Linked DNA regions of Homo sapiens: region 2 is linked to region 1. Evidence: chromatin loops called from intact Hi-C (ENCODE). Cell type or tissue: mammary epithelial cell. All regions are shown on one strand. Each heading gives the region's core, and the rest is flanking DNA. Links, peaks and the distances in the headings are about the cores only. Region 1 holds the start of LOC112268123 (a long non-coding RNA gene). Region 2 has its middle 17 kb from the start of NFKBIA.

Region 1 (11,875 bases), core at 2,385-10,384:
TTTTTATTGAAACTAAGTCTCGCTGTCACCCAAGCTGGAGTGCGGTGGCGCGATCTCGGCTCACTGCAACCTCCGCCTCCCGGGTTCAAGGGATTCTCCTGCCTCAGCCTCCCGAGTAGCTGGGACAACAGGCGTGCGCGCCACCACGCCCGGCTAATTTTTTGTATTTTTAGTAGACACGGGGTTTCGCCATGTTGGCCAGGCTGGTCTCGAACTCCTGACCTCAAGTGATCCAACCGACTCGGCCTCCCAAAGTGCTGGGATTACAGGCGTGAGCCACCGCGCCCGGTCTGAATGGACTAATTCTTAATGTCATCCAAGAGGAAATCAGAATATTTAGAAAGGAGCCAGGAGCCAGGGTTCACCCAGGGCGCGGTGCAGGGTTATCTTTTTTTGTTGTTGCTTTTTGACTCGCTCTGTCGCCCAGGCTGGAATGCGGCGCCGCCATCTCGGCTCACTGCAACCTCCGCCTCCGGGGTTCAAGCGATCCTCCCGCCTCAGCCTCCCGAGTAGCTGGAACAACAGGGGCGCGCGCCACCAACGCCCGGCTAATTTTTGTATTTTTTGTAGAGAAGGGGTCTCGCCATGTTGGCCAGGCTGGTCTGGAACTCCTGGGCTCAAGCGATCCGCCCACCTTGGCCTTCCAAAGTGCTGGGATGACAGGCGTGAGCCACCGCCCCCTATCGGGTTATCCTCTTTGATCACAAAACGGGCAATTTCTTGAGTCCAAGTCAGAAATGACCAGAGGGTACTTTGTGGGGCCACCCTGTGTGCGGGGGCGGGGAGGGGAAGCTCCAGTGCCGCGGGGAGAAGGCTGAACGGCGTCTGATCCCTACTCTGGGGCTCCCGGGAGGGGCGCCGCGTGGCTGCCACTGAAGAGGACCCGGCTTCCTTTCTTCAAACTCAAGACTCTTGAGTTTTCCTTCCAGCGTCACTACATTCGGCTACTAGATAGATATTCTGAGGTGGTTCATGTCACTTTTACTCAGGAAGACACGACAAACAAAAGTTACCACGATTTCTTACTGAGGTGGTTTCGCACTTAACGTCAGTGGGCGAAAACTCGCAGCCTCAGTTTTCTTTTCTTTTCTTTTCTTTTTCTTCTTTTTTTTCTTTTTGAGACGGAGTTTTTACTCTGTCGCCCAGGCTGGAGTGCAGTGGCGCGATCTCGGCTCACTGCGGCCTCCGCCTCCCCGATTGAAGCGATTCTCCTGCCTCAGCCTCCCGAGTAGCTGGGATTACAGGCACGCGGCACCATGCCCAGCTAATTTTTGTATTTTTAGTAGAGATGGGGTTTCACCGTGTTGGACAGGCTGGTCTCGAACTCCTGACCTCAAGTGATCCACCTGTCTCGGCCTCCCAAAGTGCTGGGATTACAGGCATGAGCCAGCACCCCCGGCCTTAATTTTTCTTTCTCCTCTTCTTCGATTACTATTATTTTTTTTAAAATAGAGACAGGTTTCCCTATGTTGCCCAGGCTAATCTCAAACTCCTGGTTTCAAGTGGTCCTCCTGCCTCAGCCTCCCAAAGTTGCTGGGATTACAGGCTTGAGCCACCGCACCCGGCCACAAGTGCCCTTTTTAAATAAGCTCCTATTTTTTTGTTGTTGGTTTTGTTGTTTAATTGTTGTATAACCGGTTTTATTCCATCAAATTGAGTTCTCTACAAAGGATATCATTTTATACCTGACCATGGTTTATCCTTTTGGTGAGTTATTGGTTCTCTCTCTCCAAATAGCATCATTATTCCCTAAGGTCCAACGTCATACATGTGCCAATTTGTTTCAGCCCGGATGCTTTTCCAGTCCACTGTGAAACTCACTCTCTGCCATACCCCTTTTCTTTCAGAAGGCATACAAGTACCAACTAGGTGTCTCTTTCTCCAAGGAGCTCCACAAAATATTCCATCCAGAGTGCAGATGATGGTAGGTAGTCTTTAATTTACACAGGTGTCTTCCCAGTAGGTTTACGGGAGAATCAAGAGAATGAAAGAACACATGTTCCTCAGTCAGAGGGCCTATCTGTATGGGAACTGCCAGCGAAAAGTAACAAGTAGAAAGTTTACCCGGAAAATCAACAACCTGCATTGATCTATCACCAGATGAAAATTGGGAAATTTCAGAGGAACTTGAAGCATAAGTAGCACCAAAGGGCCGGGGGCAGTGGCTCACGCCTATAATCCCAACACTTGGGGAGGTGGAGGCGGGCGGATCACTTGAGGTCAGGAGTTTGAGACCAGCCTGGCCAACATGGTGAAACCCCGTCTCTACTAAAATTACAAAAATCAGCCAGGCCTGGTCGTGGGCGCCTGTAATCCCAGCTACTCGGGAGGCTGAGGCAGGAGAATCGCCTGAACCCGAGAGGCGGAGGGTGCAGTGAGCCGAGATCATGCCACTGCACTGTAGCCTGGGTGACAGAGCAAGACTCTGTCTCGGAGGGGGAGGCGGGGGGAAGTAGCACCAGTATCTATCAGAGAAGGTAAGGCTATTTTTTGGGCTGAAGAAGTTATTGACACATTGGGTTGGTTCTCCTGTTTCCCCTGCCGAGACTCCCCCAATCTGTCAATTTTGCGATATTTAACAATTATTTTTCAGCTGAGAGTTTTGTCCTTCTGGGCTCTCCTGATTCCCTGGTCCCTGCAACTTCTGCATTCTCTGGTGCCTCTTTCCTTTTTTTTTTTTTTTCTTTCTTTCTTTTTTTTTTTTTTTTTTTTTTTTTTTTTTGTGACGGAGTCTCAGTCTGTTGCCCAGGCTGGAGTGCAGTGGTGTGATCTCGGCTCACTGCAGGGAGATCTCCGCCTCTCGGGTTCATGCCATTCTCCTGCCTCAGCCTCCCGAGTAGCTGGGACTACCGGCGCATGCCACTGCGCCCAGCTAATGTTTGTATTTTTAGTAGAGGTGGGGTTTCACTATGTTGGCCAGGATGGTCTCGATCTCCTGACCTCATGATCCGCCCGCCTCAGCCTCCCAAAGTGCTGGGATTACAGGTGTGAGCCACCGCGCCCAGCCCTCTGGAATCTCTTTCTACAATCCCCCTTCTGCCCTCCTGGCCCTTGCAATAATGACTTAAAAGGTTTTCCCGTTTCCTTTGCTCCTTTCATAGGGGGTCCAGAGTAGGAACTGATTCCCCTTAGTTGTGAGCAGCTAGCACAGCAGTTTAGCCTTTCCTCATTTCTTCTTTCTCTAGACTGTCCCCAAATCTTAGTAGAGTCTCGCTGTATTGCTCAGGCTGGAGTGCAGTGGTGCGATCTCGGCTCACTGCAGGGAGATCTCCACCTCCTGGGTTCAAGCGATTCTCGCGCCTCAGCCTCCCAAATAGCTGGGATTACAGGCACACACCACCATGCCCAGCTAATTTTTGTATTTTTAGTAGAGACGGGGTTTCGCCACGTTGGCCAGGCTGGTCTCAAACTCCTGACTTCAGGTGATCTGCCCGCCTTGGCCTCCCAAAGTGCTGGGATTACAGGCGTGAGCCACCGGGCCCGGCCTACCCTACCACTTTTTGCCTAACTTGAGTTTGGATAGTCAGTAAGAGAGCCCAGACAAAGATGGGCTAACACCTGGGCAGAATTTTGGTCTGCTCCTGGATCTATGCCAGTAAATTCTGAGAAAGCCTCAACAAACTGCTGAGGAAATCAATGGGAGACTCTGGGACTTCTGGGTACACAACTTCAATTTTTCTTTTTTTCTTCTTTTTTAAGTAGACAGGAAGTCTCCATATGTTGCCCAGATTGGCCTCAAACTCCCGGGCTCAAGTGACCCCCCCGCCTTGGCTTCCCAAAGGGATGGGATTGAAGGTGTGAGCCACCGCGCCCGGCCGACAGTTCCGTTTATAGCCCCAAGAAAGGTCACCCCTTTACATAGGTAGGCAGATGCAAGCCCTAAAATACATGTTGTCAAGGATTTGTCCTCAAGAAAGAAACCTAGCACTGTTTGCTACACACAGTTCATCCTCAGTTCAACTGGTAATTGCAGCGGTCAGCTGTGTTATTAATTGCCTTTACCCAAAGGGAAAATAAAGCCTCTGATACCTCCATGACAAGGAGGTAGTGATAACTTGGAGCCAGCCACCTAGGCTAAATTCCCAGAGATAGAGGCCGGGCGCAGTGGCTCACGCCTGTAATCCCAACACTCTGGGAGGCCGAGGCGGGCGGATTACCAAGAGTTTGAGACCAGCCTGGCCAACATGGTGAAACCTCGTCTGTACTAAAAATACAAAAATTAGCTGGATGTGGTGGCACGCGCCTGTAATCCCAGCTACTTGAGAGGCTGAGGCAGGAGAATCGCTTGAACCCTGGAGGTGGAGGTTGCAGTGAGCCGAGACTGCACCACTGCACTCCAGCCTGGGCAATAGAGCAAGACTGTCTCAAAAAAGAAAAACAAAAAAGTAAATAAATATAAATCAATCAATACATAAGTAAATTCCCAGAGACAGAAAGGAGACAGGGGGACACTATCTTCCTTGATATTTACCTTTTGAGTTGGTGGCTTCAAGGCCCTCAAGGGAAAACCTTCCTAGGTTGTAAAACTGGCAAGAGGCTTATTTAGCTGTTAATATGACTCACGTAGGCCAGGCGTGGTGGCTGACACCCGTAATTTCAGCATTTTGGGGGGCCGAGGCAGAAGGATCGCTTGAGCCCAGGAGTTCAAGCCCAGCCTGGGCAACATAGGAAGACACCGTCTCTACAAAAAAAAAAAAATAAATAAAATAAAATTAGCCAGTTAGCCATGTGTGGTAACGCAAACCTGTGGTTCCAGCTAAGGAGGAAGGCTGAGGCCGGAGGACCGCTTGAACCCAGGAGTTCGAGGCTGCAGTGAGTAAGCTAGGATAACGCCACTGCACCCCAGCCTGGGTGACAGAGAGAGACCCTGTCTCAAAAAGCAGAGACTCACGCCTCAAAGGAAGGGGAAAGTCTCTTTTCCTTATGGCACCAGGGGCACATGTTTTTGTTTTTTCTTTTTTGAGGCAGGCTCTTGTCACTCGGGTGGGAGTGCAGTGGCGCCATCACCGCTCACTGCAGCCTCCTCCTGCCTTCTGTTTTGTTTTGGTTTGTTTTGTTTTAATTTAGAGACGAGGTCTCTTGCTGTGTTGCCCAAGCTGGTCTCCAACTCCTGGGCTCAAGTGATCCTCTCGCCTCAGCCTCCCAAAGCGCTAGGATTACAGGCGTGAGCCACCGTGCCTGGCCAACATTTTTCTTTCCTTCTACCAGTTTTGTATTATTTACTTTTTTTTTTTTTTTTTGAGACAGAGTCTCGCTCTGTTGCCCAGGCTGGCTGGAGTGGTACAAGTGGCATGATCTCAGCTCACTGCAACCTCTCCGCCTCCTGGGTTCAAGCGATTCTCCTGCCTCAGCCTCCCGAGTAGCTGGGATTACAGACACACACCACCATGCCCGGCTAATTTTTGTATTTTTAGTAGAGACAGGATTTCGCCACGTTGGTCAAGCTGGTCTCAAACTCCTGACCTCAGGTGATCCGCCCACCTCGGCCTCCCAAGGCGCTGGGATTACAGGCGTGAGCCACCGCGCCTGGCGTGTATTTACCCTTCTATTACACATATCCCGGGGGTGCTGAGGTCTGGGAAGGCTTGGACATAAGGGTCTTAAGACAGCAAAATGGCAACATTATAACTGGAGGAAAGGTCCATGTCAGGATGGTGGCCCTGAACATCAGAGTCTCTTGTTTCCTCCTGGGGACATGTACAGAGGCTGTCACGAGACTCTCCTAAAAGCATTCATGAAAAGCCTTTTTCTTTCCTTCTTTCTTTCTTTCTTTTTTTTTTTTTTTTGAGACGGAGTCTTGCTCTGTTGCCCAGGCTGGAGTGCAATGGCGCGATCTCGGCTCACCGCAACCTCCGCCTCCCGGGTTCAAGCAATTCTCATGGCTCAGCCTCTGGAGCAGGTGGAATTACAGGCACGCGCCACGCCGCCTGGCTAATTTTTGTATTTTTAGTAGAGACGGGGGTTTCACCATGTTGCCCAGGTTGGTCTCGAACTTCCTGACCTCAAGTGATCCGCTCGCCTCGCCCTCTCAAAGTGCTGGGATTACAGGCGTGAGCCACCGCGCGCGGCCCATGAAAAGCCTTTCTACCTGGCTTTTCTGACCAGTCTTGCGTGGTCTCCCAAGGCCGTTAGCGAGGACCCAAAGTCTCCTGTTCTTGAGGGCCTTGTAGTCCGGCCTTCACTGTCATGCATGACACGCCTGCTTCTCTGGGAGTGGGATGACTCCGTTCTAGTCCTTCCAGAAGACGCTGCTGCCAACAAGCCCAGCAGCTGCCTGGGTGGGATCAGCAGCTCCCGCGGACTCGATCTCCCCCTGGGTGGGGAACTCAACCCCGACAGGTCCTTCCTAAACCTCTAAGCCGGATACTTCCCTGGACCAGGATTAATTGCCCGCCCCGTACGTATTCTGTCGTTTCTGCCAGCGGTTACCAAGACCCTGGGATATTTTCCCCAGGGAAGAGAAAGCAGTTCTGGCTTTTTCCTCTACACACCCCAAACTTGCAGGAAAAACGCGGCTTTGGCCTGGAGAAAGCACGAGATCGTGACGTTTTCACGACAATACCCTGGAGAACATAAACCCACAGTATAATTGGCGCGTTACTAAAGGATCCCCCGCGGGGTGAGAAAAAAGCAGCAATCGCCCTACCCCCACAAAAACGTGAAAACGAAAGCGAACTGCCCAGCAGCCCGTGTTTTGAACACCACACATCCAGACCCAGCGCCGATCATAATAACAGCTACCTTTCAACTTCCAGTAAGGCAGGGGAAAGCGCGAACGCAGTCCCCCACTACCACAAATTATGCAGTCGAGTTTCCCACATTTGGGGAAATCGCAGGGGTCAGCACATCCGGAGTGCAATGGATAAGCCTCGCCCTGGGAAAACCACCTTCGTGATCATGGTATCTCCCCTGCCAGGTAAGTATGGACTGGCCGTGCGGCTTCCTCTCATACCCTCGCGCCCACCACACTCTCAACACACGGTCACTTCTCTCGTGCGGCCCCAGCCCCCTCACCCTCTCCAGCCCCCTCGCTCCACCGTTGCCGCTAGGGGAAGACACCCCGACAGCACTCGGATATCGCGCGCGGGACATGGGGTCCCAGGCCGAGCGTGACCGGCAGCCTCCGCGCGCCGTGCTCATCTGCATACGCCACGCCCTTGCCGGGGTCGTCCCCGGCGCTCCGGTCTCTCCCGCTCCCGGACCGGGGACCTACCGACGGCGTGGGACAGGCCTGGGTGTCTCCGGGGCTGGTTGGGCGCAAGTGGGCGCGCGGCCGGGAGTCTGGGACCTGAAAGGGAGGCCTGAGAGGACGAGAGAGTGCCAGAGAGAGAGAGAGAGACAGTGACAGAGAGAAGAGAGAGACAGAAAGACAGTGACAGAGAGAAGAGAGAGAGAGAGACAGGAGAGAGGGGAGAGAGAAGACAGAGAGAGAGAGAGAGAGAGAGAGACAGTGACAGAGGGAAGATAGAGAGAGAGAGAAGGAAGAAAAGAGGGGGAGAGAGAGCGAGCGAGCGAGCGAGCGAGCGAAAGAGAGTTTGCGGCCCCACCGCCCAGTCCCCAAGGGATCTAGCGTCTGGGCCGGGCAGGGCTCGGGTTTGGGCTCACCTTCCTTTCAGCAAAAAGCAAGTTTCGGCCCCTTCTCTTCTCGCCAGCCCAACAGAAGTCTTCCCCACAGGGCACAACTATTATGAGGTTCGCCTCCTCCCCCCGGTTAAACATTAAGCACTAAGATTTCCCCAAGCAGCTTGACAGAACATCGTTTTCCTTGAGCATCTTCCCTGGTAGGCCTGTCAGAAACGGCTGTAACTAACATAGGCGGCGACGAAACCTAGGAAAACCTAAAGGAGGGGGGCCGGGTGGAGTCGGGGGGGAATCAAGCCTCTTACTTTGAGGGAAAAAAAAATCAGGACAAAGTACAAAGTTGTCCACTATGCAAACCGTGCACCGGTCGAGTTAAGTGTATAACGCTGGACAACAAACCATTTTTGAACACTTGGGAAAATCTGTAAATACACTATTATTATTATTGTATTCTTCTTCTTCTTCTTCTTCTTCTTCTTCTTCTTCTTCTTCTTCTTCTTCTTATGTGAGACGGAGTTTCGCTCTTGTTGTCCAGGCTGGAGTGCAATGGCGCGATCTCGGCTCACCGCAACCTCCGCCTCCCGGGTTCAAGCGATTCTCTTGCCTCAGCCTCCCGAGTAGCTGGGATTACGGGCATGCGCCACCACGCCCGGCTAATTTTGTATTTTTAGTAGACACGGGATTTCTCCATGTTGGTCAGGCTGGTCTCGAACTCCCGACCTCAGGTGATCTGCCCACCTCAGCCTCTCAAAGTGTTGGGATTACAGGCGTGAAGCACCACGTCCAGCCACTGTTATGTTTTATAGTCAACTCACACGATCTGAGATATTCTATGTAATCTGTTCAACCTTCGTTTTATGCTTAGATGGTGAGTCGTCCTCGATTTTTTTTTTTTTTCTGAGACGGAATCTCGCTCAGCCGCCCAGGCTGGAGTGCAGTGGCGTGATCTCGGCTCACTGCAACCACCGTCTCCCGGGTTCAAGCGATTCTCCCGTCTCAGCCTCCCGAGTAGCTGGGATTACAGGCATCCGCCATCATGCCCGGCTAATTTTTGTATTTTAGTGGACCAGGCTGGTCTTGAACTTCTGACCTCAGGTGATCCGCCCGCCTCGGCCTCCCAAAGTGCTAGGGTTACAGGCGTGAGAGCAACCGCGCCCAGCCGATTTTTTTGGACAGTAGCCTGAGAAGTTTCTTATCTTTACTACTTCTCCCATCGAGAAGTAGAGTCCAATTCCCCTCTCCTTGGATCTGGTTTGGCCTTAGTGACTACCTTGCACAACGGCATGTGGCAGAAGTGATGTCCAGGGTCTCCCGAGGCTGGGTCGGAGGCATCCTTACAGCTCCCATCTGGGTCTACCGGAATCGTCTTGGAGGTTTGCGCCGCCATGGAAGAAGGCTGACTACGCAGGCTGCCGTGTCGTGAGGAAGCCCGAGGCTTTGTGGAGAGAAATGCATGGAAACGGTTTCAGTCCCCAGCCGAGACCCTAGGCATCAGGGAGCAGAACATCAAAACTGCGGACTTGGGATACAAATGAATGATCACTGTTGTTGCAAAGCCCTTACGTTTTGAGGGTGGTCTTTTCGTGAAGCAATAGAGAAACGGAACGGGGAGACGGACAGTGAGCAGACAAGCAATAATACGAAGCAGAAGGGGGAAAAACGTGGACCAAGGGATAGAGAAGAGGGCATGGAGAGAAAAGGCTGGGGTTGAGGGCTTAACATATTAGACAAGGGGGTCACGGAAAGCCTCCCTGCTTCTCTCTGTTTGCTCCAAACTCTTGCTTCTCTTTGCTTGCTCAGCATCAGCGCATAGCGCATAGAACCCCCAAAGGCCACCCCACAATGGCAGCCTCAGCCCCAGAATTTACGTGTCCTGTTACAAGTCCTAGGGCCACAACAAACTCTCTGGACTCATTTGATTTTCTTCTAATGTTTTATACACACACACACACACACACACACACACACACACACACACACATATATATATGTATTTTTTTTTTTTGAGACGGCGTCTCACTCTGTCAGCAGGCTGGAGAGCGGTGGCGCAATCTCGGCTCACTGCAACCTCCGTCTCCCGGGTTCAAGTGATTCTCCCGCCTCAGCCTCCCAAGTAGCTGGGACTACAGGTGCTCGCCACCACGCCTGGCTAATTTTTGTGTTTTCAGTAGAGACGGGGGTTTCACCATATTGGCCAGGATGGTCTCCATCTCCTGACCTCGTGATTTGCCCTCCTCGGCCTCCCAAAGTGCTGGGATTACAGGTGTGAGCCACCGCACCCGGCCTCTCATGTAAAATAATTAAAAAAAAAAAAATTCTGGGCCGGGCGCGGTGGCTGACGCCTGTAATCCCAGCACTTTGGGAGGCCAAGGCGGGCGGATAACCTGAGGTCAGGAGCTCAAGACCAGCCTGGCCAACATGGTGAAACCCCGTCTCTACTAAAAAATACAAAAATTAGCTGGGCATGATGGCGGGTTCCTGTAATCCCAGCTACTCCGGAGGCTGAGGCGGGAGAAAAACTTGAACCCAGGAGGCGGAGGTTGTAATGAGCCGAGATCGCGACATTGCACTCCAGCCTGGACGACAGAGTGAGACTCCGTCACAAAAAACAAAAAACAAAACAAGAACCAAAAAAAACACATAAAAAACAAACAACAACAACAACAAACGAAACCTCTAATCACAGGTCAGTTTTACTGTTTCTCAGGTCCAGACTCGTTCTGTGCTGTTGGCAGGGTATCCTGCAGTGGCCACTCCTGTCTTACTAACAGACCCTGATTTTGTCCACAGGATCAACACACCCAGCTAAAACAGCTCAACTTCCTCATCACACAACACAGTTCTGGCCAGTTAGACACACGTCCCCGGAAAGGGCATCTCCAGGAGAATAAAAAGGCCAAGCCACTTTTTGAAGAAAGTCTTTGTCCCTACCCCCTTTTTCTACCTGGAAGTCAGACTCAGGCCTGGAGTGTAGCGGCCGCCTTGGTACCTGGAAGCAACAATCATGGCCGGGAGACCTTACACCTGGCATGGTAGAGCAGACGGAGGAGGGGCCGCCTGGTGAATAGCCTGGCCAACAGCCCCAAACTGCTACCCCTTAAATTCTGGGTAGGTGAGAAAAATAAGTCCTGTCTAAGCTGCTCATTGTTTTAGTTACCTGTAGCCAAAGTTAAATCCTGCCTAAAAGGGTTCTCCCCTCATTTTTATATTACATGCCATTTTTTATTTTATTTTATTTTATTTTATTTTATTTTATTTTATTTATTTAGAGACAGAGTTTCGCTCTTGTTGCCCAGCCTGGAATGCAATGGCGCGATCTTGGCTCACTACAGCCTCTGCCTCCCAGGTTCAAGTGATTCTCCTGCCTCAGCCTCCCGAGTAGCTGGGATTACACGCACCCGCCACCACGCCCAGCTAATTCTTTTTTTTTTTTTGAGCCGGAGTCTCGCTCTGTCGTCCAGGTTGGAGTGCAGTGGCGCAATCTCAGCTCACTGCAAGCTCCACCTCCCGGGTTCACGCCATCCTCCTGCCTCAGCCTCCCGAGTAGCTGGGACTACAGGTGCCCGCCACTGCGCCTGGCTAATTTTTTGTATTTTTAGTAGAGACGGGGTTTCACCGTGTTAGCCAGGACGGTCTTGATCTCCTGACCTCGTGATCCGCCCGCCTTGGCCTCCCAAGGTGCTGGGATCACAGGCGTGAGCCACCACGCCCAGCCAAAAAGTTGTTTTAAAATTTTTTCGAGAGATAGGATCTCGCTTAGTTGCCCAGGCTGGTCTTGAACTCCTGGGCTCAAGCAATCTTCCCACTTTGGACCCCCACAGTGCTGGGATTACAGGGGTAAGCCACCACACCCAACCTCAATCTTCTTGTGATCTGTTATGTTGACAACCAAGACAGCTACTTAGTGGTTGGTTGATGGGTGGACAGTGTATACAGCATGGACACACTGGACAGAGGCATGACTCAATGTTCCAGGTAGGACGGCAACAGATTTCATCACGCTACTCAGAACAGCACAACATTTAAGACATAAATTGTTTCTGGAGTTTTTCATTTAGTATTTTCAGATTTCAGGTGACTGCTGTAACTTGAAGCAAGAAAAGTGAAACTACAGAAAAGGGAGGACCACTGGACGGCTGCTTTCATTCTACGCCCACTTTTTAGAGTGCATTCCTACAATAAGCACCCTAATAATGTAAACCAGGGGCCAAGGGATGCACCTTCCACTCTACTTCCTTCCCCAGAAAAGACCACCTTGGTAAATACAGAATGGCAAACGGTTAAGTGAAACACT
Region 2 (11,875 bases), core at 2,312-10,311, 870 kb before region 1:
ACACTCCTAAATATCATTTCAAAGTCTTGGCCGGGCACATTGGCTCAAGCCTGTAATCCCCACACTTTAGGAGGCCAAGCCAGGCAGATCACCTGAGGTCAGGAGTTTGAGACCAGCTTGGCCAACACAATGAAACCCCGTCTCTACTAAAAATACAAAATTAGCTGGGCATGGTGGCACATGCCTATAATCCCACCTACTCACTCAGGAGGCTGAGGCAGGAGAATCGCTTGAACCCGGGAGGCGGAGGTTGCAGTGACTGCGCCATTATGCTCCAGCCTGGGCAATAAGAGCAAAACTCCATCTCAAAAAAAAAAAAAGCACCAAAGTCTACAGCTTAACTCTTTTTTTAGGTAACTTGTCATAGAGATGCTTTGCATCTTAATGTACTTTAATATTTGTCCTTACATTTTGTGCATTTGGTCTTGTTTATGTTCAGATGTCATAATTTCCTATGTTGTCTTCCAACAACTTCCTCTGAACCAAGTCTTGGCTCAATTCTTTCCTTCCTATGATCTCAGCTCCCCAGAAACTTCTAAAACTATCACCTCCACACAGAGGCCTTCCTGACTATATGTTCCAAAATAGCATCTCCAGTCTCTCTCCAGTTCCTTTCCCTGTTTTACACTTGTATATAGTATTTATCACTCTCTGACGTTCCCTTACATATTACCTTGTTTATTGTCTTTCACTCTATCTAGAATATAAGCTTCATAACACAGAGACTTGTTCCTGGGTGGGTCTAGGGTCAACAACAATGCATGGCCAATAGTAGGAGCCCAATAAATATTTGCTAGATGAATGAATGAATCTGCCTTTCTGTCTCTGTTCTTCTTTCTTCCTATTAATATTCTCTCCACTAATCGTGTACATCCTTCAGTGGCTGGTGCACTGCCAATGTACCAAGATATTTCAGTCTTTTGTTTTTAGTTCAATCCCACATTTCCACTGTATAAAAGGCTGCCCCTATGTCTCACACTTTCCGTTAACAGCATTTTATTTTCTACAAAGTAAAAAACTCAAAATTTGGTTCCCTTTGCTGCCAACTCTTACCACATATTCTCCCCAAATTTTTCAGCCTTTTGTCACTGTTTATCATTCTTAATATAACTCAGAATAACCCACCTTAAGTTTGAAGTGAGCATTGCCATTTACAAAGTATTTTACCACCAATGATCTTAACTCCTAAAACCTTACAAAACTGGGTATTTATCTAAAGAAATGAAGCTTATGGGCTGGGCACAGTGGCTCACGCCTGTAATCTCAGCACTTTGGGAGGCTGAGGTGGGTGGATCACAAGGTCAGGAGTTCAAGATCAGCCTGACCAAAATGGTGAAACCCCATCTCTACTAAAAATACAAAAAAATTAGCTGGGCGTGGTGGTGGGCACCTGTAATCCCAGCTACTCAGCAGGCTGAGGCAGAGAATTGCTTGAACCTGGGAGGGGGAGGTTGCAGTGAGCTGAGATGGCACCACTACACTCCAGCCTGGGTGACAGAGCAAAACTCAGTCTCAAAAAAAAAAAAAAAAAAGAAAGAAATGAAATGAAATGAAGCTTATATTCACACAAAAACCTGTACATGAATGTTTATAGCAGTTTCATTTGTAAGAGCCCAAAACTGTAAACAAATATTCTTCAACAGGTGAATGGATAAACTGGTACCCCCATATAATGGTGCACTACTCATTAATAAGAAGGAACAAACTATTAACACATATAGCAACGTGGATAGATTTCAAAGGCATTACACTGAGTGAATTGGCTTGAAAAAAAGGCAATCTCAAAAGTTGAAATATAAATCCATTTATGTAACATTCTCAAAATGACAAAATTATAATGATGGCGAGCAGATCAGTCAGTGCCAGGGCTTAGGGACAGGGGACAGTGTGACTGTGAGGGGTAATACAAGGAGTTTCTTTGTGGTGACAGCACAATTCTGTATCCTGATCATGGTAATGGTTACACAACCCTATACATATGAAAAAATTTCATAGAACTTGTATACTGAAAAAAAAAGTATGTGTAAGAACTGTGAAATCTGAATAAGATCTGTAGTTATGGTTAACATTGTACCAGCATCAGTTTGCTGGTTTTGATAATATTAGCACTGAAGAAAGATGAGTGAAGGACATAGGGGAACTCTCTATACTATTTTGCAACTTCTTATGAACATAAATTTTTTTAAAATAAAAAATTTAAATGATGTATAATTATAGGAATTATATATAGAATGTGAAAACTGACACTTTTAATTAGAACTATCAAGTAAAAAATTTACATTGCGGAGATTCTCAATTGCAAACATTAGCACCATTTTCTTTCTTTTTTTTTTTTGAGATGGAGTCTTACTCTGTTGCCCAGGCTGGAGTGCAGTGGCACAATCTCATCTCACTGCTGCCTCTGCCTCCCAGCTTCAAGCGATTCTCCGGCCTCAGCCTCCTGAGTAGCTGGGAATACAGGCACCCTCCACCACACCCAGCTAATTTTTGTATTTTTAGTAGAGACAGTGTTTCGCCATGTTGGCCACACTAGTCTTGAACTCCTGGCCTCAAGTGATCCTCCCACCTCGGACTCCCAAAGTGTTGGGATTACAGATGTGAGCCACCACGCCTGGCCTAGCACCATGTTTAATATTGTGTAGTTCTGTATATTCTGACCTATTCCAAAAACTTAATGAAAGAGTGACACCCTAAATTGGTACCCAATAGTCATGATTAATAAGAAGCAAATTTAATTTTACTAACCTAGAGCCAAAGTTGCCAATCAAAATTTCAAGAATAATTGCTTACACTGAGATGGTCTGTTTTCACTTCTGTAAGCCAAGGCCTGTCATCTACTGTGCAGCAACCACCAAAAATGCAATGTGATTAGAGGCATGCGTTTAATTGAATGTGCTAAATAAAACCTTGTTATATGCAAAAAGCTAATGTAATTTTAATCTGTAATCCTTCATTTGTGAATTTTGTCTGAATTATGTATATATGGTACACATAATTTTGTAAATAAACACCTACTCATTAAACAACAACAAAAAACCACCATTAACCCTGTGGCAGTCGTAGTGATGGCATGTGGCAGCAGCAACAGCGGTGCACATGTGTTAGGGCTCTCCAAACGCACTGTGCTAAGGGTTCGCATCGATTCATTTCCTCCTCACAACAGCCATCTGAGGAAGTACCAGCCCTTCATACAGATGAAAGTATTGACACACAGAGAGGTTAAGTAATTGAGTTACAGAGATACTAACAGTAACTGGGAATTTCTGATTCCATGTCTACTGCTTTGCCCGTGTGTAACAGTGCCTTGATCTTTACTTGCCTCTTCACTTTCAGCTTCCCTTCTGTCAATCCATGTATAAGTTTTCCCATTGCTGCCATAACAAATTACCACAAATTTAGTGGCTTAAACAATACAAATGTATTATGTAACAGTTCTGAAGGTCAGAAGTCCAAAATGAGTCTCACTGGGCTGAAATCAAGGGGGCAGCAGAACTGTGCTCCTTCTGGGGGCTCTAGAGAAGACTCAGTTTCCTGATCTTTTTCCCACTTTAGAGGCTGCCTGCATCCCTTGGCTTGTGGCCTCATCCCTCCACCTTCAAAGCCAGCAACATCAGGCCATGTCTTTTTCACACTGCCATTTCCCTGTTTCTCTTCTGCCTCCCTCCTCTGTTTATAAGTACTGTTATGGTTACACTGGGCCCACCTGGCTAAGACAGGCTAATCTCCTTATCTCAAGGTCGTCTGATTAATATCCTTAATTCTATCTGCAGCCTAAATTCCCTTTTGCCATATAACCTAACAAAATCACAAATTCTGAGAATTAGGACTAAGACATCCGGGGGCAGAGGGTGGCGGGGGGCGGCATTGTTCTGCCTGTCACTAGCCATAAGGCTGGCATTGAAGTAAGCTTTTTATCACTTCAGATGTATTTAACCCTTGTTAAATGTTTCAAATGATATTTCTTTGCTTTTCCAGTAAGTTTTATTCAAACTTTTTCATTTATATGTTTATATTCTTGCCTTATTAACAATTCAGCATGGTTTAGGAATACACACTGGAGTAAAGAAAATTATAATTTATGTTCTCACTTAAAAGCATGAACTAAGCTATGAGGACACAAAGGCATAAGAATGATGCAATGAATTCTGGGGACTTGTAGGGGAAGGCTGGGAGGCCAGTGAAGGATGGAAGACTACATATTGGGTACATTGTATACTGCTCAGGTGACAGGTGCACTAAAATCTCAGAAATCACCACTAAAGAACTTATCCATGTAACCAAAAACCACCTGTACCCCAAAAACTATTGAAATAAAAAATATAAAAAATAAAATTATAATTTTAAAAAATCAGGCTGGCTGGCCGTGGTGGCTCACACCTGTAATTTCAGCACTTTGGGAGGCCAAGGCGGGTAGATCATGAGGCCGTGAGATCAAGAACATCCCGGCCAACATGGTGAAACCCCATCTCTACTAAAAATACAAAAATGAGCGGAGCATGGTGGCATGTGCCTGTAGTCCCAGCTACTCAGGAGGCTGAGGCAGGAGAATCGACTGAACCCAGGAGGCAGAGGTGGAAGTGAGTGCAGATCATGCCACTGCACTCCAGCCTGGGCGACAGAGTGAGTCTCTGTCTCAAAAATAAATAAATAAATAAATAAATAAATAAATAAATAAATAATCAGGCTAATTTTGGGCCAAATCCAGTAGGCAAATATTTAAGTGTCTATGTAGGCCAGGTGCGGTGGCTCATGCCTGTAATCCCAGCACTTTGGAAGGCCAAGGCAGATGGATCGCTTGTGTCCAGGAGTTTGAGACCAGCCTGTGCAAGATAGTGAGACCCTGTCTCTACGAAAAACGCAAAAATTAGCTGGGTGTGGTTGCACACACCTGCAGTCCCAGATACTCATGAGGCTGAGATGGGAGGATCGCCTGAGCTCAGGAGGTTGAGGCTGCAATGACCTGTGATGACACCACTGCATTCCAGCCTGGGCAACAGAGGGATACTCTGCCTCAAAAAAGAAAGAAAAGGCTGGGTGCAATGGCTCACGCCTATAATCCCAGCACTTTGGGAAGCCGAGGCGGGTAGATCCCGAGGTCAGGATATGAAGACCATCCTGGCCAACATGCTGGAACCCCATCTGTACTAAAAATACAAAAATTAGCCGGGTGTGGTGGCTCGCGCCTGTAGTCCCAGCTACTCAGGAGGCTGGGGCAGGAGAATCGCTTGAACCAGGGAGGCAGAGGTTGCAGTGAGCTGAGATTGCGCCACTGCACTCCAGCCTGGGCAACAGAGCGAGACTCCGTCAAAAAAAGAAAAAAAAGAGAAAAGAGAATAGTTGTGCCCACGTCAAAGGAAAAATTGTCTCTGCGGTTCCACTAAGTCCCAGTAGGTGGCGGTAACACCATACAAACTGGTTCCGGCTTGCTCTCTTTATTGAAAGAATCCATCTCCTTTTGTCATTGAGGTTACCGCATTTTAGTATGACTTGATGGGCCCTGTCTGTAATTTAACAATATTGGAATCAAATTCTGATATCTAATCACATGGATATAAGCTCTATTAGATTTCAATTAGCATTCACTCTAATTTGATTATAAGGCTTCAGCCATTCAAATGGCTAATAGGGAGACACTTAGATAATTGCAGCTGTCTGGGGTTATTACATTTGCTATCATTTTCACAGAGTGATTCATGTAAAGACTGGGCCATAAAATCTGTTTGTGTTGTTGGAGACAAGCCATGATGGCTTACTGGGGTAGGCAGCACTATTAAGCATTTTGCTATTGTGGTCTGGCATTTGGGATTTTTTTAATTAGGATGGCAAATATGATGGATATTTAGGATTAGTGTTTACCATTTATCTGTATTCCAAAGAAATATTCTTGATTATTCATCCACAATATTGTTTCATTTGACAAAAAAAAAAAAAGCATTAGCCAAGTTTCCTTTTCATCTTTTTTAATTGAACTGAATAACATTTAAATTGAATATATTAACCACACCAAAACTTACCTCCTGCACAAAAGCCTTCCTCAGTACATGGAATCAGGATATTTGTTCTCACCTAAGATTATTCCTAAGTGTAAACACTAGATAGAGGTGTTTGACCAAAATTGCTGGAGCCCTTGGCAAGGATGTTAAAGACTTGCTTCAAGTATAAAAGGAACAGTTGGATTAAATGACCTTAAAGGTCACTTCTAGCTCTTACAGTCTAAGAGTTTAGAGATCAATAACAGCAAAAAATGTCCCTGTCCCAAACAGCTGTCAGATCCTAGGAGCAGAAGCAGCTAGGATCTTGAAGTAACCTGCATGTGATGTGTTATTCTAGGTGGAGCAGCAGGGCCTGCTCTAGAGAGGTTGGCAAGTTCACCTATAGAAATTCACCCTCTGCTCTATGTGGGCCCCCAAGAGCCAATTCAAATCTGGAAAAGTCATCAGTGAAAACTCATGTGTTGTGTTGTGTTTTGTTTTGTTTTTGAGATGGTGTATTGCTCTGTCACCCAGGCTGGAGTGCACTGGCACTATCTGGACTCGTTGCAACCTCCGCCTCCCAGGTTCACGCGATTCTCCAGCCTCAGCCTCCTAAGTAGCTGGGATTACAGGCAAGCACCACCATGCCTGGCTAATTTTTGTATTTTTAGTAGAGACGGTGTTGGCCAGGTTGGCCTTGAACTCCTGACCTCAAGTGATCCGCCCGCTTTGGCCTCCCAAAGTGCTGGGATTACAGGTGTGAGCCACTGTGCCTGGCCAGAGCCACTGTGTCTGGTCTGGTTTTATATCCAGTATTTTATAATTTGTACCCACAGATAACTTGACAATTTGCCAATATGACTTCAAAATTATATTCTGTTCAAGATAATAAATGTAGTCTCTGAAGGCTTAAAACCAAAATGTGAGGGAGGCTTGCATTTTTTGGTAGTTTTTCTGCTAGAAAGTATTTCTCACGTACCAATAGGAAAACATTAATTTCATAAATACCCCTACATCCTCAGAGGTCTAAGACATTTTATTTTAGAATATAATCTCTTAGAGTTCAGGACTGCATCTTTATAGTTCCAAGTTTTTTTTGCAGGACCTAGCTCCAGGTTCCAAGACAACATAGTCAAGTACTAGATTCAGGGGGTACATGTGCATGTTTGTGACAAGGGTGTAATAAGTGATGCTGAGGTTTGGGGTATAATGGAACCTGTCACCCAGGTAGTGAGCATAGTACCCAGGAGCTAGTTTTTCAGTCTCTTCCCCCCCTCCCTCCCTTCTCCCTTCTGTAGTCCTCAGTGTCTACTGTTACCATCTTTATGTCCATGTGACCCAGTGTTTAGCTCCCACTTATAAGTGATAACACGCAGCATGTGGTTTTCTGTTCCTGCACTAATTCACTTAGGATAATGACCTCCAGCTGCATCTGTGTCGCTGCAAAGGACATGATTTTTTTTCCACAACTTTCTTAGACCAATGATCTATTCAGCCTAGTAATCTGCCTTTGACTGTGGCAACTATTATACTTTGAAGATTTCTATTTGTTCGAATATAAGTTTAGTAACCTTCCAGGATGACAAAAAGTCCTTTAATGTTTTAATGAGGTTTTTTTCCCATTACAGGTGGTTGTGGGTGGGCCAAGACCCAAAAGCTTGACCATAAAAAGGACTGAAGGTCTGAGCCACAGCTCACAAGTCATAAGGGTGGGGTTAATTTTTCCCAGAAGTGTAGACGATGAAATTCGTAATACAGAAAAAATGTGGTAGACATTGCCAGGGCAATTCACTTGGAATTTAGTGAAGAAGCTGAGGATAGGAGTTGGGGTGTGGGTTGGGGGAGGATGGAGTAGGGCACATTTATACAGAAAAGGTGGCCAAAGAAACCTATTTCCTTCCATATACGTCTCTCCATATGGGTCTGTACTCTGTTGCTTTGGGAAAACACGCAACTTGGCACACTGATCAGCCACTTTGTGGAGGGAACTTCTATACCCTTTAGGATTGGGAGCTTCTGGGGCCCACTCAAGGCTGGGACCTAAAGTTCCCTCAAAATATGTTTTAAAGCAAGAGAAATGGAGTGATATTTTCTAGGGGAATTTACTAAATATTGTCAAAATCAGTTCCTAAGGTCCCAGCATTGATCTGGCATTCTGTTACCTCTGATTTCATTTCCTATTACTCCCCTGACTCACACGACTTCCCCCATGCTGACTCCCTGCTGTCCCTGAAGGTGCATCCTTCTCCGGGCCTCTGCACTCACTGAAGACCGCCTGGCCCCTCCTTCCTGCACAGCCACACAGCTCACGCTCTTCATTCAGGTCTTCACTTCAGCCAGGCATGGTGGCTCACGCTTGTACACCTAGCACTTTGGGAGGCCGAGGCAGGTGTATTGCTTGAGCTCAGAAGTTCAAGGCCAGCCTGAGCAATGTGGTGAGACACCGTCTCTACTAAACATACAAAAAAAAAAAAAAAATTAGCCAGGCTTGCAGGTGCATGCCTGTAGTAGTCTCAGCTACTTGGGAGGCTGAGGTGGGAGGATTGCTTGAGCCCAGGAAGTCAAGGCTGCAGTGAGCCGAGATCACCTCATTGCACTCTAGCCAGACAACAACAACAACAAAAAAGTATTTACTTCATGGTTGCCTTCTTGTCTACTCTGGCCACCCTACCTAAAATGTCAACATGCTCTCCTGCCCTACATTTCTACACTTTTCCTTGATTTCTTTTTTCCTCCTTAGCACTCTTGCTAACATATTATATTCTTTTATTTTGTGTTATTAGTATCTCCTACACAAGGTAAACTCTCTGAGGACAGAGGTTTTTTTTGTTCCTTTTTTTTTTTTTTTTTTTTTTTTGGAGACAAGGTCTTACTCTGTCGCCCAGGCTGGAGTGCAGTGGTGCGATCTCGGCTCACTGCAGCCTCGACCTCTTAGGCTCAGGTGATTCTTACGCCTCAGCCTCCCAAGTAGCTGGGACTATAGGTGCACGACACCACACCAGGCTAATTTTTGTATTATTTGTATTTTATTTTGAGATGGGTTTTCACCATGTTGCCCAGGCTGGTCTCAGATTCCTGAGCTCAAGCAGTCCTCTCGCCTCGGCCTCCCAAAATGTTGGGATTAGGGATTACAAGTGTGAGCCACCGTGCCTGGACTCTGAGGACAAAGTATTTTACTATATCTTTAATGCCCAGAACAGTGTCTATCTAGAACAGCTTGAGTGTTTTCAATGAATAAAGTTCAAGGAGACTGTTTTCATGAAGAAAATATTCTTTTTAAGCAAACTAATAGTATAAGGAGGGTTTCTGAGAAAATGATTAAGCAACCTGAAAGACCTAACTCCCTTCTAGAACCCTTGAGTATTTTAAGTGTTAGAGATAAAGAGGCTTATACGGAGGAGTGGTCCTCAATGTGGTCCTGGGCCAGAAGCAATAGGTAACCTGCAACTGGTAAGAAATGCATTCTCAGGCCTCAACCCAGATTTACTGAATAAAAATCTCTGGGGGGTGGCCCAGCAAGCTGTGGTTTAACAACCCTCCAGGTGACTCTAATACAAGCCAAAGTTTGTACCAACCACCGATATAGAGGAAGGAGCACCAGGCTCAATATCTAGAGATCTGGGTTTTAGTCCAATTTGTTTCATTGTGTGACCTTGAGCACATCACTTAACTTCATCAACTTCCATCTGTTTACTGATAAAATGAAAGAGATGCCACGTTTTCATTATGTGCTTTTAATGAAATAATTGTAAATCTTTGAATCACAGCCCTGAAGGAGCCCTTTAGTTAGCCTGTAATTGTGTATTTAAAAGTAATTAAACATCATATCTTAAATAAAACTTTCTTTTCTTTCAGTCTGGCCTTTCTCTTCTCAAGTTAGCCTGAATTCATGAGCTTTAGCTTATCTGTGCAGTTTCCTATAGACACACAATCTTGCCATACTTGACACTTGGTTTACAAAGACCACTTTCTTGTACTTCTCACGGTCTTCAGGTTTTGGGCAGCCCTGTCTTCTGCTTTTCCTCACATCTCTCTGGATGCTTTTCCTCAGTTTCCTTGGCTGGCTTCTCAGCCAAGCTCACCTCTTTGGGTGTTCCCAGTCTTGGTGTTTGGACTTCTACACACAATTCCTGGGTGGCTTTGTCCGTTTCTCAAATAAGTCAATGACTTCCAATATACTGCATGCTCTTAGAACTCTCCACATTAAATTGGCTGTTTGTATCTACCAGGATCTTGAAATTAGTGTGTCCAGGATGGAGCCCATCATCTTCCCCTCAACCTGCTCTTCCTCCTGTTTTTCCACTACATAACCAAAGTCAGAAACAGAGCTCCTAGATTCTTCCTTGTCTCCTTCACATCCAATCAGTCACTCAGACCTCAAAATCCTTGTTCTTAGATTTCTCTGTAGCCATCTCACTTTCCAGTCACTGTCTTTGTTTTTTTTTTTTTGTTGTTGTTGTTGTTTTTATTTTTACAGAGTCTTGCTCTGTCGCCCAGGCTGGAGTGCAGGAGTGCAGTCGTGTGATATCTCGGCTCACTGCAACCTCCACCTCCCGGGTTCAAGTGATTCTCCTGCCTCAGCCTCCCGAGTGGCTGGGATTACAGGCATGCGCCACTGCATTCAGCTAATTTTTGTATTTTTAGCAGAGACGGGGTTTCACCATGTTGGCCAGGCTAGTCTCAAACTCCTGACCTCAGGTGATCCACCTGCCTCAGCCTCCCAAAGTGCTGGGATTACAGGCATGAGCCACTGCACCTGGCCTCCAGTCACTGTCTTTAACTGGCCACCAGCCTCATGCCTAACCTACTCCAGTTTATTTGCCACACTGTCTTCTAAAGCATACACCTGATCAGTAATCCACCACAGCTTTCAGGGTGCAGGCCCAGCTTCTCGGCTCGGTCACATGACTGTGTGCTGTGTCTTTCCTGCCTACTCATATCCCGCTACCACACAGCAAGCCCTGTGAAGCTGCTTTCACACCTCCCAGCCCCACCACAGGCTTAACCCTCTGCCTGCACATCCTTCTTCCCACTCCTGACTCTGACTTGTCTTTCAATAGCTGCCCTGGACCATCCCTCTCAGTGTGGTGTGGCTTCCCTCGCCTCATGCTCCCAGGCCACTTTGTTCAGGCCTCGGCCACATCTCTGATCACTCCCTACTAGAATTACTCATTTACCTGCTGGTCTTCTCACCAGCCTAGAAGCGCCTTGAGAGCAGGAGCCATATTTATTTTTATTTTATAAATAAAAATTTATTTTTATTATGCTCCATATCACAGCATAGTGCCAGGCACCAAAAAAAAAAAAAAAAGAGCTTCATAAATGCTTGACAGATTAATGGGTTTTGCTTTCCCTACCTACAGTGCTTTGCTTCTTTAGAGTTTTTTTTCTCCCCCATATTAACCCTGTTGTGTCAATATTTCACATTCCCTTTATCTTAATCAGGCCTGCGACAAAACATAGCTACAGGCAGTCAGGGACAGACATTTGAGCTTGAACTAAGAAAGTGAATTTACCCAGAGGGAAAGCCTCTGATCAGAAGTCTGGGGGCGGGAAGGGGTGACAGCCTGTCTGTGAGAGCCCTGACATTTTGAAAGCACCAAACTCACTGTCACCCTGAGCTTTTCCTGTGGGGAGCAACAGAGGTGGGGGCTTTTACCCTCCCTTGTGGGCAGGGCTCGAAAGCAAATTTCCCTGCTGAGTTTTCCTTTTGTGGTGCCTGTGACCACGAAGGAGGCTGCCCCAGGAATCCCCACCTATTTTTAGCCTCAGTTCAACACCCTGCAGACAACAACCCTCCCATATACCTCTAAGTTAATTTCCAGTCTTGTCACTGAGCTGGCCTGACAAATCGATAGACTCAATCTTGCTAGTGAAAAGACAAAGTGAGAAGGTTAAGGCCT

The links. Hi-C counts contacts between places; a loop is a spot of excess contacts. Peaks named below come from ENCODE experiments on the same cell type or tissue, not always from the same donor. Only the 100,000 strongest peaks of a DNase experiment are listed, where the experiment ranks them.
Region 2: a loop joins it to region 1, with 19 times the contacts of the local background. A loop is called at or near these places in 3 of 110 quality-filtered maps.

What each region holds. Positions count from the first base shown.
Region 1 is chr14:34,541,763-34,553,637 of GRCh38, reverse strand. It overlaps LOC112268123 (a long non-coding RNA gene), which reads left to right and starts at 10,184. Exons shown (of 2, transcript XR_002957583.1): 1 at 10,184-10,689; 2 at 11,649-11,875. It overlaps LOC105370449 (a long non-coding RNA gene), which reads left to right. Exons shown (of 3, transcript XR_007064114.1): 2 at 1,848-1,924; 3 at 8,845-9,549. It also overlaps the pseudogene RNU1-27P. RefSeq lists a silencer at 152-328 and enhancers at 6,042-6,613, 6,880-7,110, 6,614-7,185. In mammary epithelial cell, for the core only: no CTCF peak of the experiment used is centred there; DNase peaks (open chromatin) are centred at 5,147 and 5,627.
Region 2 is chr14:35,416,089-35,427,963 of GRCh38, reverse strand. No RefSeq gene overlaps it. Among named protein-coding and RNA genes, the nearest start is that of NFKBIA, 17 kb to the right of the region's middle. In mammary epithelial cell, for the core only: a CTCF peak has its summit at 5,385 (motif pointing right); a DNase peak (open chromatin) is centred at 7,703.